4 separate regions of the Homo sapiens genome follow, and all the other regions are linked to region 3. Evidence: chromatin contacts called from ENCODE Hi-C or POLR2A ChIA-PET data. All regions are on one chromosome and are shown on one strand. Each heading gives the region's core, a stretch centred on a gene start or an enhancer-like site at or near the end of the contact. The rest is flanking DNA. Distances are from core to core; before and after follow the strand shown.

Region 1 (3,006 bases), core at 260-2,759, 410 kb before region 3:
TGCACAGGCGGGTGGTTAGAAAAAAAATGGGGGACACAGCCATTTTTGTGCTTGTTTTATTGGAAGCAAGACTCCAGCCAGCTGCAGGGCTCAGGGGAGGAGGCCTGGAGAGTTCAGTCCTGGGTCTCCCTCTGGGCCAGCAGGGGGAAAAGGGGTGTTAAAAGAGCTAGAACCCTCAGAGATGCTCCTCTGAAGCAGGGGAAAGAAAACTAGAAAGGAAAACTGTCCCAGGGCGGGGAGCGGAATAGGGCCCCCACATCTCAGACTCTCCTACCCTCAAGCAGTTAATTCTCACCCCCTGCCTTCCTCTGTCAACGGTGGGGGTGATTCCAATAACTCTTCTCAGCTTCCATACTTCAGGTGCTCTTCGTGAATGCTGGGTGGCTTTAACCCTTGGGGGTCCCAAACAAGTTTCCAGAATCCCACTGTCCACCATTCTCCCCCAAAGAAGGTCCCAGAAAAGGTGAAGTTCCGTGTCTTCACGCAACACGGGCATAAGCAGCAATTATCGCACGAAGTTTCCCTAGGGTGGTCGGGGATCCTCTCCTGCCACTCCTGGGGCCCCTCTCTTGTCGCCTTAAGGTCCATGCTACCTGTCTTGAGGAGCTGTGTCCAGGTTGTGGGCTCCGGAGGACCGAGGAGTGAAAGGCTGGAGGTACATCTGAAGGTGGAGGCGCTGGCGGAAGATCCTGCCGGACTAGGTGGCCCACAGTCCGGAGTTTCAGGCCGTCTGATCCTCGTCCGCAACCCCTGGCTCGGGTTGCGATCGCTTCGCGGAGCCTTCTCCAGCTGCGGGTTCCCCTAGGCTCCTCTTGGACGCTGGCGCGGCTGGCGGGGACGAGGGACCAGGATGGGGATTCGGGGGCTGGTAGCCGGGCTGTCGCGGATCCAGCGCGTCCTTGGAAAGTAGGATGGCGAGGCCGGGCACGTTCTTAAGTACGCTGAGACTAGCGGCCGGCTCGCCAGGCGTCTGACCCTGCGTGGGCCCAGGCGGGAGGCTCTGCCACACCTCGCGTACGCTCCGGTAGCGCAGCCGCGTGACCTGGTGCAGGCCCGCCAGGCGGCGCTTGAGGATCTCGGCGCACGTGACGGTTTTGGTGGTGGCCCGGCCGCAGCCGCTGAAGACGATGGCGCGCGTGGCTGGCTGCGCCATGCTGGCGGTGGCGAAGGCCATCAGGTTCCGGATCTTGCTGCCTTCCTTGACCCGCATGTGCACCGCGCCCGGCGCCAGGTCTGCGAAGGGGCCGGAGCCCGGGCCGCCTCCCTCGGCCCCGCACCCCGCTGGCGCCTCTTCGGAGCGCACCTTACGGAAGTTCTCCATGCGCCGTCGTCGCCGGGACCGCCGGCTTTGCCATGGGGCGGCCTCAGCCCCGGGGCTGCATGGCCGCCGGTCGCGCCTTGCAAGGGCCAGCAGGGGTAAGGGCGCCGGAGCAGCGCAGACGCCGGCGGGCGGGCTGGGACGGCGCGATCTCGGCCCCACTTCTCTCGAGCGGGCGCCGCTCTACTCAGCGCTCTCGGCGCCGGGTGCTCCGCGCCTTTAGCTGAGGCCCCGCCCCTGCCGCCAGGCCCCTCCCCTGACCCGGCCCGGCCGGGCCCGCCCGGGCCCCAGCCTCACTAGCCTTTCCTGGCGAGTCTGGGTCCTCAGCTACGCGGGCGTGGGAGCGGGCGCGCTGCGGGGCGCATGAGCAGGTGAAGGTGAAGTTCCACTATAATCGCCATCAGCGCTCTGAGAGCCAACCCTCACAAACCGGCAGTCTAAATAAAAGCTGCGCTTGCCGTGCAAACACTGCTTCAAATCCGGTATCCGAGCCCTTCCCATTTGCAACTGAAGGCCGCCCCTCGTCCCCTCCCAGGGAGAGATTTCCAAGAGGCTTGCTGGGGCCTTGCCCCTCCTCCCCCGCCCCGGGGAACACCCCCACCTTTTTTCCGCTCCCAAGTATTCTTGCCTCAAGGACAGCTAGTGCGCGGTCAGCAGAGTGCGGGAGGAGCTGGCTGCGGCTCCACTCCGCGCCTCCCCGCGGGCGATTACGTCGCGGCGTGGTCCTCGCGGGGCGCGGAAGACCCAGACTTCAGCCTCGCCACGCCTGCCCGGAGCTCGAGGCTCCCGGACCCCCGTCCACCCCTGGGACGTGAGGAGTGAGGCTTTGGGCCAGGCTGTTCCCCGAGGCGCGTGGGGAAGCGGGCGTGACCTCTTCTGAAAAGGCGGTAGGCTCGCTCCACCCAGGCCCTAGAGCCCACCCTTAGAGCTGCGCGCTTTAGGGTGAGCCAGGCACGATGCCTTGCCAACGTGGCCGCCCCCTTCCTCCCAGGCGGAATTCGCTCAGGCAACATTGGCCCCTTGAGATCCAGTGGGGTCCTTTTCGAAAGGAGGCTAGGTGAACGCAGGTTTTAAAAAAGAGAAGGGAGGGGCCGGGCGCGGTGTCTCACGCTTTTAATCCCAGCACTTTGGGAGGCAGAGGTGGGCGGATTACTTGACGTCAGGAGTTCGAGACCAGCCTGGTCAACATGGTGAAACCCCGTCTCCATTAAACGTACAAAAATCAGCTCGGCGTTGTGGCACGCTCCTGTAATCCTAGCTGCTCGGGAGGCTGAGGCAGGACAAGCGCTTGAACCCGGGAGCTGAAGGCTGCAGTGAGCCGAGATCATGCCACTGCACTCCAGCCGGGGCGACAGAGCAAAGCTCTGTCTCGAAAAATGAATAAATTAATTAATTAAATAAAATACAAAAGAGAAGGGAGGGATACCCCATTCTCCAGGATGTGATTATTATGCATTGCATGCCTGTATCAAAACGTCTCATGTACCCTCTAAATATAGACACCTATTGTATACCCACAAAAATTAAAAAGACTTAAAAAAAAATAAAAGAGAGAAAGAAGGGAGGAAGATGGGGAGTTGAAGCCCTGGGGGCATTATGGAACTACTGGATGCCTCTCCGGCGGAAACTCCACGGGACCGAAAGAGAGGCCCGGGGTCTCCTGCCGGGTGAGAGAAGCATTAGAGAAA
Region 2 (2,981 bases), core at 419-2,918, 430 kb before region 3:
TAGGTTGGCTGCAGTGGCTCATGCCTATAATCCCAAACTTTGGGAGGCTGAGGTGGGAGGATCACCTGAGCCCAGGAGTTCAAGCCCAGCCTGGGCAACATAGGGACACTCCGTCTCTAATTTAAAAATAAATAAATAAACAAAAATAAAGTACCCTCCAGCCTTATGGTTCTACGACAAATGATAAAAGTCTAAAATGAATGAAGCAAAACATATTCTTTTTTTTTTTTTTTTTTTTTTGAGACGGAGTCTCGCTCTGTCGGCCAGGCTGGAGTGCAATGGCGCGATTTCGGCTCACTGCAACCTCCGCCTCTCAGGTTCAAGCGATTCTTGTGCTTCAGCCTCCCGAGTAGCTGGGATTACAGGCGCCCACCACCACACCCAGCTAAATTTTTTGTATTTTTAGTACAGACAGGGTTTCACCATGTTGGCCAGGCTGGTCTTGAACTCCTGACCTCAGGTGATCCGCCCGCCTCGGCCTACCAAAGTGCTGGGATTACAGGCATGAGCCACCGCGCCCGGCTGAGTTCTTTTTTTAATTTTTAACTTCAGCATACCCTGAAACGAGTTTCTGAGTTCTTATGTTTAAATACGCATGCATAGTTGCCAGTGATGCAGGTTCAAAAATAAAATATAATATGCATGCATAGAAGCTAAATTTCACGGACCAAGATCGAAGTGCAATTACTGTAATTATTCTATGGTGGTGGACTCAAAACCTCCCAGCACACATATAAAGGGAAGGAAAATAGACAAAAATCAGAAGCACGTCTCATACTCCAGCAATCAGGCTTCTATTACAAAGGGGAAAAAACACGAAGCGTTCCTATGCTTGTAAAACCCAGTATTCCTGTGTCTGTGACATTCAGTTTTCAAAAGAGTGATATTTTTATCATAAGCCCTATCAAAACTCTGGCTATCTTCCGGAGATCAGGAAACAACCACACACTTCCATCTATTTTAAACGTGGAAGAATTAGAACGTGGCACAGCAGACCCTAAAAATGATGGAAAAGGCTGTGAAGGTGACACACTAATCGCTAACCGAGAAATGCCTGATTGAAAAGTATAATCGTGTGTCCCATACGGAAGTATATTGTGTCCTCGGACCCCAAGCGGCGTGCCCGGAGGCTCAATGTCACCTTCGCCGAGGCGCTGCAGGCCGGCGGCGGCCACTCTCGGTCAGGTGGCCGCAGGGTCGGCGCTGGGGCAGGGTCATGGCCCGGGAACCGAAGGGGAGCGCTGCGTCCCCTCCTCGGCGCCCACAGCAGGTCCACATCTGACCTGTCCGCGGTGGCACAGCCAGGAAGTTGCGCGGGGGGAGGCCCCGGGGGCGCGCTTTCAGGTCCTCCACTACTCGAGGCGGCGGGCAGGGCGGCCCGCGGTCACCGGGTTCAGTAACCAGGGTAGGGCAAGGGCTAGGCCGGGGAGAGCCCGCCCCGGAGTGGCAGCGGGGACCCAGGTCACCGCAAGGACACGAGGGCGCGGGCAGTGGCAAGCAGGGGCCTTACCCACGGCGGGGCCGGGGGTCCGGGCGGAGTGCAGGAGGCCTCGAGGGTCGGCCCGGGTGGTTGCGGCCACAGCGCAGCGGCGGAGAGCGGCGCCCAGCATGACGGCGATGGCGGCGCGCGGGCTGAGGACAGAGAGAAGCCGGTGTAAGCTCGCGGGTTGCTCCGGAGCGGGCGGGGGCCGGACAGGCTCACAGCGGGCGGAGCACGTAGGCCCGCCCACTGCGACTCTGGCGCGTGGGCGGGAGGAGCCACCGCGCGGCCGGCGGCGGCGGGGGCTACGGCGGCGCGCTGAGGACAAACTGTTAGCCTCGCGTCCCGCCTTGTCTCTGGTCAGGTGACGTGCAGCTGCCATCCTGTAAGTAGGAATGGAGGCGAGGGAGGAGCAACCGACCGTGATCTTGTTCGAGTCAGGCCCAGGAGGGCACTTAATCACCTCAAAATAGGAATGACAGCAATAACAACAAACTATAATAAAAAATACGTACTTTGCGCCCGGGCGCTGTGGCTCATGCCTGTAATCCCAGCACTTTTGGGAGGCCGAGGCGGGCGGATCACCTGCGGTCGGGAGTTCAAGACCAGCCTGGGCAACATGGAGGAACCCCCGTCTCTACTAAAAATACAAAATTAGCCAGGCGTGGTGGCGCAACGCATGCCCGCAATCCCAGCTACTCGGGAGGCTGAGGCAGGAGAATCGCTTGAACCCAGGAGGAGGAGGTTGCGGTGAGCCGAGATGGTGCCATTGCACTCCAGCCTGGGCAACAAGAGCGAAACTCCGTCTCAAAAAAACCAAACAAAACAAAAACCTACTTTGCTTAGCCCCGCCTTCTCATTGTGGCATAAAATAAAACAGCGAATGGGGGAAAGAATGCCGCTGGACGCGGTTGCTCACGCCTGTAATCCTAGCACTTTGGGAGCCCAAGGCGGGCGGATCACCTGAGGTCGGGAGTTCGAGACCAGCCTGACCAACATGGAGAAACCCCTGTCTCTACTAAAAATGCAAAATTAGCCAGGTGTGGTGGCGCATGCCTGTAATCCCAGCTATTTGGGAGGCTGAGGCAGGAGAATTGCTGGAACCCAGGAGGCAGAGGTTGCAGTGAGTTGAGATCGCACCATTGCACTCCAGCCTGGGCAACAAGATCAAAACTCCATCTCAAAAAAAAAAAAGGCCTATGCGTAAGGGATTTTATTAGTACATATTCTTATATCACAAACCAGCTTGCATAAAAAATGAGTTAAACTACTTCATTTCACAGATTAGGAAAGAGGCTCAGAAATTAGGTTGCTGCTGGCAGTCAAGGATCTTTTCGCCACATCCCCAGTTCTGAGGACTCTCACCTGAATGTTTCCCATCTCCTACAGGAGGGCTCCTGAATCCACGATGGCTCTGAAATAGGGTTGATCAAGTTCCACAGTTGTTGCATCTTATCTCACTAGCTACATCCTAACTTTGAGCCCCTGGGCAGTCAAGGAC
Region 3 (3,271 bases), core at 594-3,093:
CCCATGGCAGCCAGCACCATGACCGTCAAATAGCCCCTGTTTACCAGTGGCAAACCCATGGTCTTATGGGAAGGGCCCTGGGAAGGGGTTAGGCAGCCTGAGTGTGGATTCTGGTGGCCTCTGCACCCCTAAATAAATACCGGGAAAGAAACTCCGTGAAGTCAGGGGCAGGTTTGCCTCATTCCCTGCTACACCCTAGTGCTTAAGGGTATGGCCCAGAATGGACACCAGGAGATATTTGCTGAGCCAGTGAAGGGAGGAAGGGATGGTCTCTGCCTTCTTGTAGCCAGGAAGAACAGTCTTAACCCCAGATTGAGAGTCAGTCCAATTTGAAATAGAAGCTGTGTGAACCTGAGTGAGTCAACTACACATCTGTTTCTTAATTTGTAAATGGGTATAAAGACCTACTAGATAGGAGTATAAGGACTAAACCTGATAAGGGTGGAGCATGAATAAGACACTTAACAGTGGTTATAGCTGGGGAATGGGATGGGTGATAAGGAGAGATCCATTACTTTATCTAGAACTGTTTGAAATGTTTTCCTATAAGTTTGTATTATACACAATAAAAACTAAGGACCAATTGCACAGATGCCCAAGTGGCAACTTCCCTAGTCCTGAAATCCTGATACCACCCTGTGGGCAGAGCAACTCAGCTGTGGCTTCTCCAGAGTCCACAGAAGAAGGGCTGTAGTCATTTCAGGGCTGAAATGTGGCCATACCTGGCCCTAGGACAGGGTTCCTCACCTGGACAGGTTCTCCATCACGCCACACCAGACCTTCTCCATCACTTTCCCAGCAAAGGTGAACTTCCTGGCCCACCCATGCCTCTGGGATGGTCAGCTCCACCCGGAACCAGCAGGTCCACCATCTGCAAGAGAGCTGTTGTGATAGGCCTAGAGGTAGAAGTCCTATCCTGATATCCTTCCTTGGATAAAGTGTCGGCAGGGGCTTGAAACTCTCCAAGCATCTGCAGTGTCACAAGGTACTCAGCTTTGAGTCACAAGAAAGGAGCAACAAGGTGAGAAGCAAGATGAGGGAAACAGGCAGAGGCGTCAAAGGTTCGTGATCCCTAGGGTGCCCTTCCTAAGGGATGTCCAGAGGCGGCCACGTGGGAATGAAAACCATCCCCTGAAGACCCAGGGACCAGAGAGCTGTTCCCAGCAGAGGGTGCTGCTCCCAGCAGAGGGTGCTGCTCGATCCCACGTAGTTGTCTACGGCAGAGGGCAGACAACGAAGGTGTGGCTGGGAGCTGGGTTGGGACTTCCCCTAGGCCTGTGGCCCCGCCCACCCGCTGGGCGTTACCTACGTGGGTCCGAAGCTGTCGCCGACCTGCGCGGGGCGGAAGTCCCGCTGGACTGCCTCCTGGTAGGGAAGTCTCTCCGGCGTCAGGAAGCTGGAGAGCACAGCCACAGGGCAGCTGGCCCCAAAAAGCCTGCGTGGGACGGGCCGGTGGGCACATGCTGGAGGCCGCCCCGTTTCCGCCTGGGGGCCAGCTGGCCGGTGGGGCCGCACTTTCCCTGGATCCTCCGCCAAGAGGGCTGCCTGGCCGCTCCGCGGCACAGTCCATTCCCTACCCCCTCCTCCCCGGCCCCTGCCCTGCCCGCGGCGGGCACTTTGTCCCGCGGCCCGGGTGGCTGCAGCTTAGGTTTCTCCCCGGAAGGAAAGCTTGAGGCGCACGGTTGCGGTCGGCCGGCTGCGGGGGACCAGGGGCCACACCTGCCGCGGAGGTTACAGTCGGTAAAGTAGAGCGGCGACACGAACTTCTCCACCCGCTCCAGCGTGGTGCGCCAGTGCTTCAAGGCCGGCGCAGCCGCCATCGCCGGGCTCTCGCTCCTCTTTCCGGAAGGCCCCTGGCGCTACCGTTCCGCTCCACGGCAGGAAACCAAAGGTTCCGGCGTCCAGAGGGCGCCTCCCAGTCCCGGGCAGCTTTTCTTGGAACACCGGCGGCTCTCGGAAGCCCAGCTGCTGTCTGAACTTTGAGCCGAGTTGGAAGCTAGAAACTGTTTTTGAGGCTCTCCTATGTTGTCCGAAATAGTGGGCCGCAGGGAAAATCTCAAAATAAAATGGGAAATTTGACGATTAGAACTCTCGAAAGTCTCAAGACAGAGACTTAGGCCATTCGGCAAGACAGGCGGGAGCCTCAGCTGCTGCAGACCCAGCCTCAGAAGCAGCAACCGGGAGACCTCTGGCTCTAGCTGTCGGTGAACACGGAAAGTGGTGTTTGCTTAACGTGGAGCCAGACTACCCGGAATAGGTGTTTTCATACCGGACGGAGATCAGGGTGTTAGTGAGCAGGGTGGTAGAGCTTTACGCCCAAGTTACTACGACTTACTCGATTACACGCTTTACTGAATGTATATTGCTAACTCTTGCACATCACCAGAAACTCTGGAGTTTGAGGTGGCAGAACAGTCATGGCATTGACGATCCCAATGGAAAAATGTATTTCACCATACAGGACTGTAGAGTCCCGGGAAGCCATAATACCAGAAACAGACCTCCAGTTTCATTCTCATCCCTAGTACTCCACTGACAGCTTTATTTTTTTTCTCCTGGGGTTGCCAAGAGTCTTTGTCTATAAAATCATTAGGAACAAAAAAAAATACACAAGATTAGCCCTGATATTTTAATGGAAATACTGACCAAGTTTACAACATTTCAAATGCAGATCACACGGAAAGGTGACTAAGTACAGAATAACAAATGTGATTTAAAACAAAGATAACCTGCTGCTGCATATAATACAGGTTGGGTTTAGAGCTTGGAGCTCAGATGTCAGACAGCAGGAGGAATAAAAATGCTACTTGTGAAAACCCAGGCTGTAGGTAAAACTTACTCTTTTGTTGGTTGCACTGGTGGGTTGGGACTTTCTCCTGAACTGGCCTTGAAATCCTATCCTGACCTGCAGGCAAGTGCTCTGGACAAAACACTGCAGGGGCAGCAACAGCTGGGGCTGACCCTGATCACACCCCACCAATTTCCCCTATGGTTCCAGGTCAACATGACCTTTCTTGAGGGAACACGGGGATAGGTGAATTATTTGAGAAAACCTCAAGATCTTTCCCCTAAATCAGTACACATGACCACCGCCAAGTCAGACACTGCCCCAGCTTTGCCCTAAAATCTCATCCCACAAAGCTCTTTTTGGCACCCTACACTTTGGCTCACAGTCTCTTCTCCCCAGTACAAAAAAAGCCTAAAATCAGGCCAGGGTGGCTCACACCTGTAATCTCAGCACTTTGCGAGGCCGAGGTGGGAGGACAGCTTG
Region 4 (2,990 bases), core at 167-2,666, 500 kb before region 3:
GCACGAGAATCACTTGAACCCAGGAGGCTGAGGCTGCAGTGAGCCGAGATCGCGCTACTGCACTCCAGCCTGGGCGACAGAGCAAGAATTGTCTCAAAAAACAAAACAAAACAAAACAAAAAAAAAGGAAAAGAAAGAAAGCAGGAAGATTGTTTCTTCCTTGATTGCTGTTCAAAAGGTCAGGCCAGGCGTGGTGGCTCACACCTGTAATCCCAGCACTTTGGAAGGCCGAGGCGGATGGATCACCTGAGGTCAGGAGTTTGAGACCAGCCTGGCCAACACGGTGAAACCCCGTCTCTACTAAAAGTATGAAAATTAGCTGGGTGTGGTGGCATACGCCTGTAGTCCCAGCTACTCAGGAGGCTGAAGCAGGAGAATTGCTTGAACTCGGGAGGCAGAGGTTGCAGTGAGCGGAAATCGTGCCAATGCACTCCAGCCTGGGCGACAAAGCGAGACTCCGTCTCAAAAAAAAAAAAAAAAGTCAGGCCAGCTCACACGTCAGTGCATCTCAACTATGTTGCCACCACACACAGTTCCATCAGACAAACGTTCCCTGTGGGTCCAGAATTTTTCACAGTCCCCCGCACCTCTCCTCTCTCCCTAACCCGGGCTCTCCTATCTGGTCAAAACCCACTCCAAACTAGACCCATGGCCAAAATGTGGAATTCTTATCAAGGCCATTTTTCAACTTGGGCTACCTTCCCGCCCTCTCCCATCTTTCTTTCCCTGACAAATCTCAGGGGCTCTCCTGTACTTTATACACTAGTTTGGCTGGTGGTGGAGCGGTGGCAGGTGTCCTGGGCTTTTCCCACATTTTTCCCCTCCACCAGAGGCTTCACCACCTCCTCATATGTTGCTGTCACCCCCTCTTCTAAAGTGACTCAAGACAGGTGTCTATCCAAGAATGAGGGAATGCGATAGCCACATTTCGCTTCTCCCTGACGCTAGGAGACTTCCGGAAGGGTCCGACCGTACCTGCTCCAGTCCCCTTCCCTAGCACAGCCCAGCCTCCGGGTGCTAGAAGACCCCACTGTCTCCAACACTTCAGCGCCCCGCCTCCTCTGCAGTTCCACCTGCTGCTAGTCGCGCCCCTCACGCGTTACGATAGGCCAGACCTCAAAGCCCGCTCTCCCATTGGGCAGATGACCCGTCCCTCCTACGCCACGTCTCCCGGCTCTAGCGAGAGGCCCGGGCGGCGGCCGTGGGCCCTAGGGAAATCTGAGAGCTGGATGGCGGGAGAGGGGCTCTACCTGGAAGGGGTTTACATCCACTGGGTCCGCGAAGGGGTTGGTGTCGAAAGCCGACATGGTGATCGGGGGCCAGCGGGCGAACTCCGCGAACGCTGCTGCCTCCGGGCACCCAGACCCAGCGGCGCTTCGTGTAGACCCTCCACTTCCGGGAGCGAGGCAGCGGTTCTGGCGCAGGCGCGATGCCCTCCCCCGAGGGCGTGGCCCTATGACGGCACCGGGGTCGCTCCGCCCCCCCCCCCCCCCCCCCCGCCCAGCCCACAATAGTGCGGTGGGTGGGCATTCGGCTTCCGTCCACATCTTCGCTCTGCTGGGGATTCAGGGGTCTTGGCTGCGCGGAGCGTCTACGGAGCCAGAGGCGTGGCCGGAGTCCTTCCCAACTGCCTATCAATCTGACACCTTCCAATTTTATGTTTCTAAAGCAAACTCTCAAAAGTGGGACAGGAAACAGCCCCTTCACTTCTCTGTAGACCAAGTTTGGGAAGAAGTCCAAACTGATCCCTGGGCAAAGGACAGGGGTGACAGGTGAGGCCAGAGGCCTTGGGAGAACTAGGAAAGCGCTTCTTCTGCAGAACGTGCTCGGGGAAAGAGAAGTGCCAGGACCATCCAGCAGTCCTCCACCCGAGCTGAGCCTGCTTCTTCTAGGGCTGCTCGCCCTCTGATGTCGTTTCATCGTTTTAGGGACGAGGGTTCCTGGGCCCATCAGCTTTGGGACCTGAGTTGGGACTTGAACCTGGACATCAAACATTTATGAAGTGACTCACGGAATTCAGCAACACAGCCTCAATCATGGGGGAGGTGGCTGCTTCACTCTCCACAGCTCCGCTTTCCCCCGCCCCCGCCCCCCACAGGGTCTCACTGTCGCCCAGGCTGGAGTGCAGTGGTGCAATCATGGCTCACTGCAGCCTCGAGCTCCTGGGCTCAAGCAATCCTCCCACCTCAGCCTCCTGAGTAGCTGGGACTACAGCTGGTCACCACCATACCCAGCTAATTTATGGATTTTTTGTAGAGATGGGGATCTCACTATATTGCCCAGGCTCGTCTCAAACACCTGGGCTGAAGTGATCCTCCCGCCTTGGCTTCCTAAAATGCTAGGATTATACTCATGAACCACTGTCTGGCCAAATCCACCTTATTTATTTGGATCTGTCTGGTATTATTCATCTCTGCTGTCACCGAATCCCAGCCACTGTCATTTTTACCCTGAACTAATACAGTGCTGTTAATTGGTCTATTGTTCTTCATGTTGTAATCAAAGATATGTTTAAAGGGGGCAAAATTATCACAGAACTTTGTTAAAATTTTTCAATTAATTTCCATAAAGGGCTGGGTGCGTGGCTTATGCCTGTAATCCCAGTACTTTGGGAGGCAGAGGTAGGAGGATCACTTGAAGCCAGGAGTTCGAGACCAGCCTAGGCAACATACCAGGACCCTGGCTCTACAAAAAAAAAAAAAAAAAAAAAAAAATATATATATATATATATATATATATATATATACATATACATATCTCACACACACACGTAATTAGCTAGGCATGGTGGCCTGTGCCTGTACTCCCAGCTACTTGGGAGGCTGAGGCAGGAGGACTGTTTGAGCTCAGGAGGTCAAAGCTGCAGTGAGCCATCTTTGCACCACTACACTCCAGCTGAGTGACAGAGTGAGACCCTGTCTCAGTTAAAAAAAAAAAAAAAAAAATCAGGCCAGGCAAGGTGGCTCATGCCTGTAGTCGCAGCACTTTGG

The links. Hi-C counts contacts between places; a loop is a spot of excess contacts on that map. ChIA-PET counts read pairs that join two places held with the same protein, here RNA polymerase II (POLR2A). Pooled maps may share reads with other maps.
Region 1: a loop to region 3 is called in a pooled map, with 5 times the contacts of the local background. The contact joins the promoter of RPP25 here to the promoter of MAN2C1 in region 3. A Hi-C loop is called at or near these places in 3 of 50 pooled maps. POLR2A ChIA-PET finds 5 or more read pairs at or near these places in 2 of 52 experiments (Panc1 and WTC11).
Region 2: a map of B cell shows a loop between it and region 3 (6-fold over the local background). The contact joins the promoter of COX5A here to the promoter of MAN2C1 in region 3. A Hi-C loop is called at or near these places in 1 of 168 maps with a recorded cell type or tissue (B cell), 1 of 37 single-sample maps with no recorded cell type and 10 of 50 pooled maps. POLR2A ChIA-PET finds 5 or more read pairs at or near these places in 2 of 52 experiments (WTC11 and activated B cell).
Region 4: a loop to region 3 is called in a map with no recorded cell type, with 12 times the contacts of the local background. The contact joins the promoter of SCAMP2 here to the promoter of MAN2C1 in region 3. A Hi-C loop is called at or near these places in 3 of 37 single-sample maps with no recorded cell type and 8 of 50 pooled maps. POLR2A ChIA-PET finds 5 or more read pairs at or near these places in 1 of 52 experiments (PC-9).

The regions. Positions count from the first base shown.
Region 1 is chr15:74,955,263-74,958,268 of GRCh38, forward strand. RPP25 (ribonuclease P/MRP subunit p25) reads right to left here and starts at 1,510. Exons shown (of 1, transcript NM_017793.3): 1 at 1-1,510. The coding sequence starts at 1,321. The coding sequence ends at 722. RefSeq lists enhancers at 1-259, 260-1,193, 1,194-2,127 and a silencer at 1,153-1,802.
Region 2 is chr15:74,936,405-74,939,385 of GRCh38, forward strand. COX5A (cytochrome c oxidase subunit 5A) reads right to left here and starts at 1,669. Exons shown (of 5, transcript NM_004255.4): 1 at 1,511-1,669. The coding sequence starts at 1,610. RefSeq lists a silencer at 1,363-1,922.
Region 3 is chr15:75,366,764-75,370,034 of GRCh38, forward strand. MAN2C1 (mannosidase alpha class 2C member 1) reads right to left here and starts at 1,844. Exons shown (of 26, transcript NM_006715.4): 1 at 1,720-1,844; 2 at 1,310-1,435; 3 at 748-871. The coding sequence starts at 1,820. SIN3A (SIN3 transcription regulator family member A) reads right to left here. Exons shown (of 21, transcript NM_001145358.2): 21 at 2,616-3,271. RefSeq lists a silencer at 1,511-1,590 and enhancers at 1,617-2,149, 1,721-2,040, 1,725-2,019.
Region 4 is chr15:74,871,949-74,874,938 of GRCh38, forward strand. SCAMP2 (secretory carrier membrane protein 2) reads right to left here and starts at 1,417. Exons shown (of 9, transcript NM_005697.5): 1 at 1,251-1,417. The coding sequence starts at 1,307.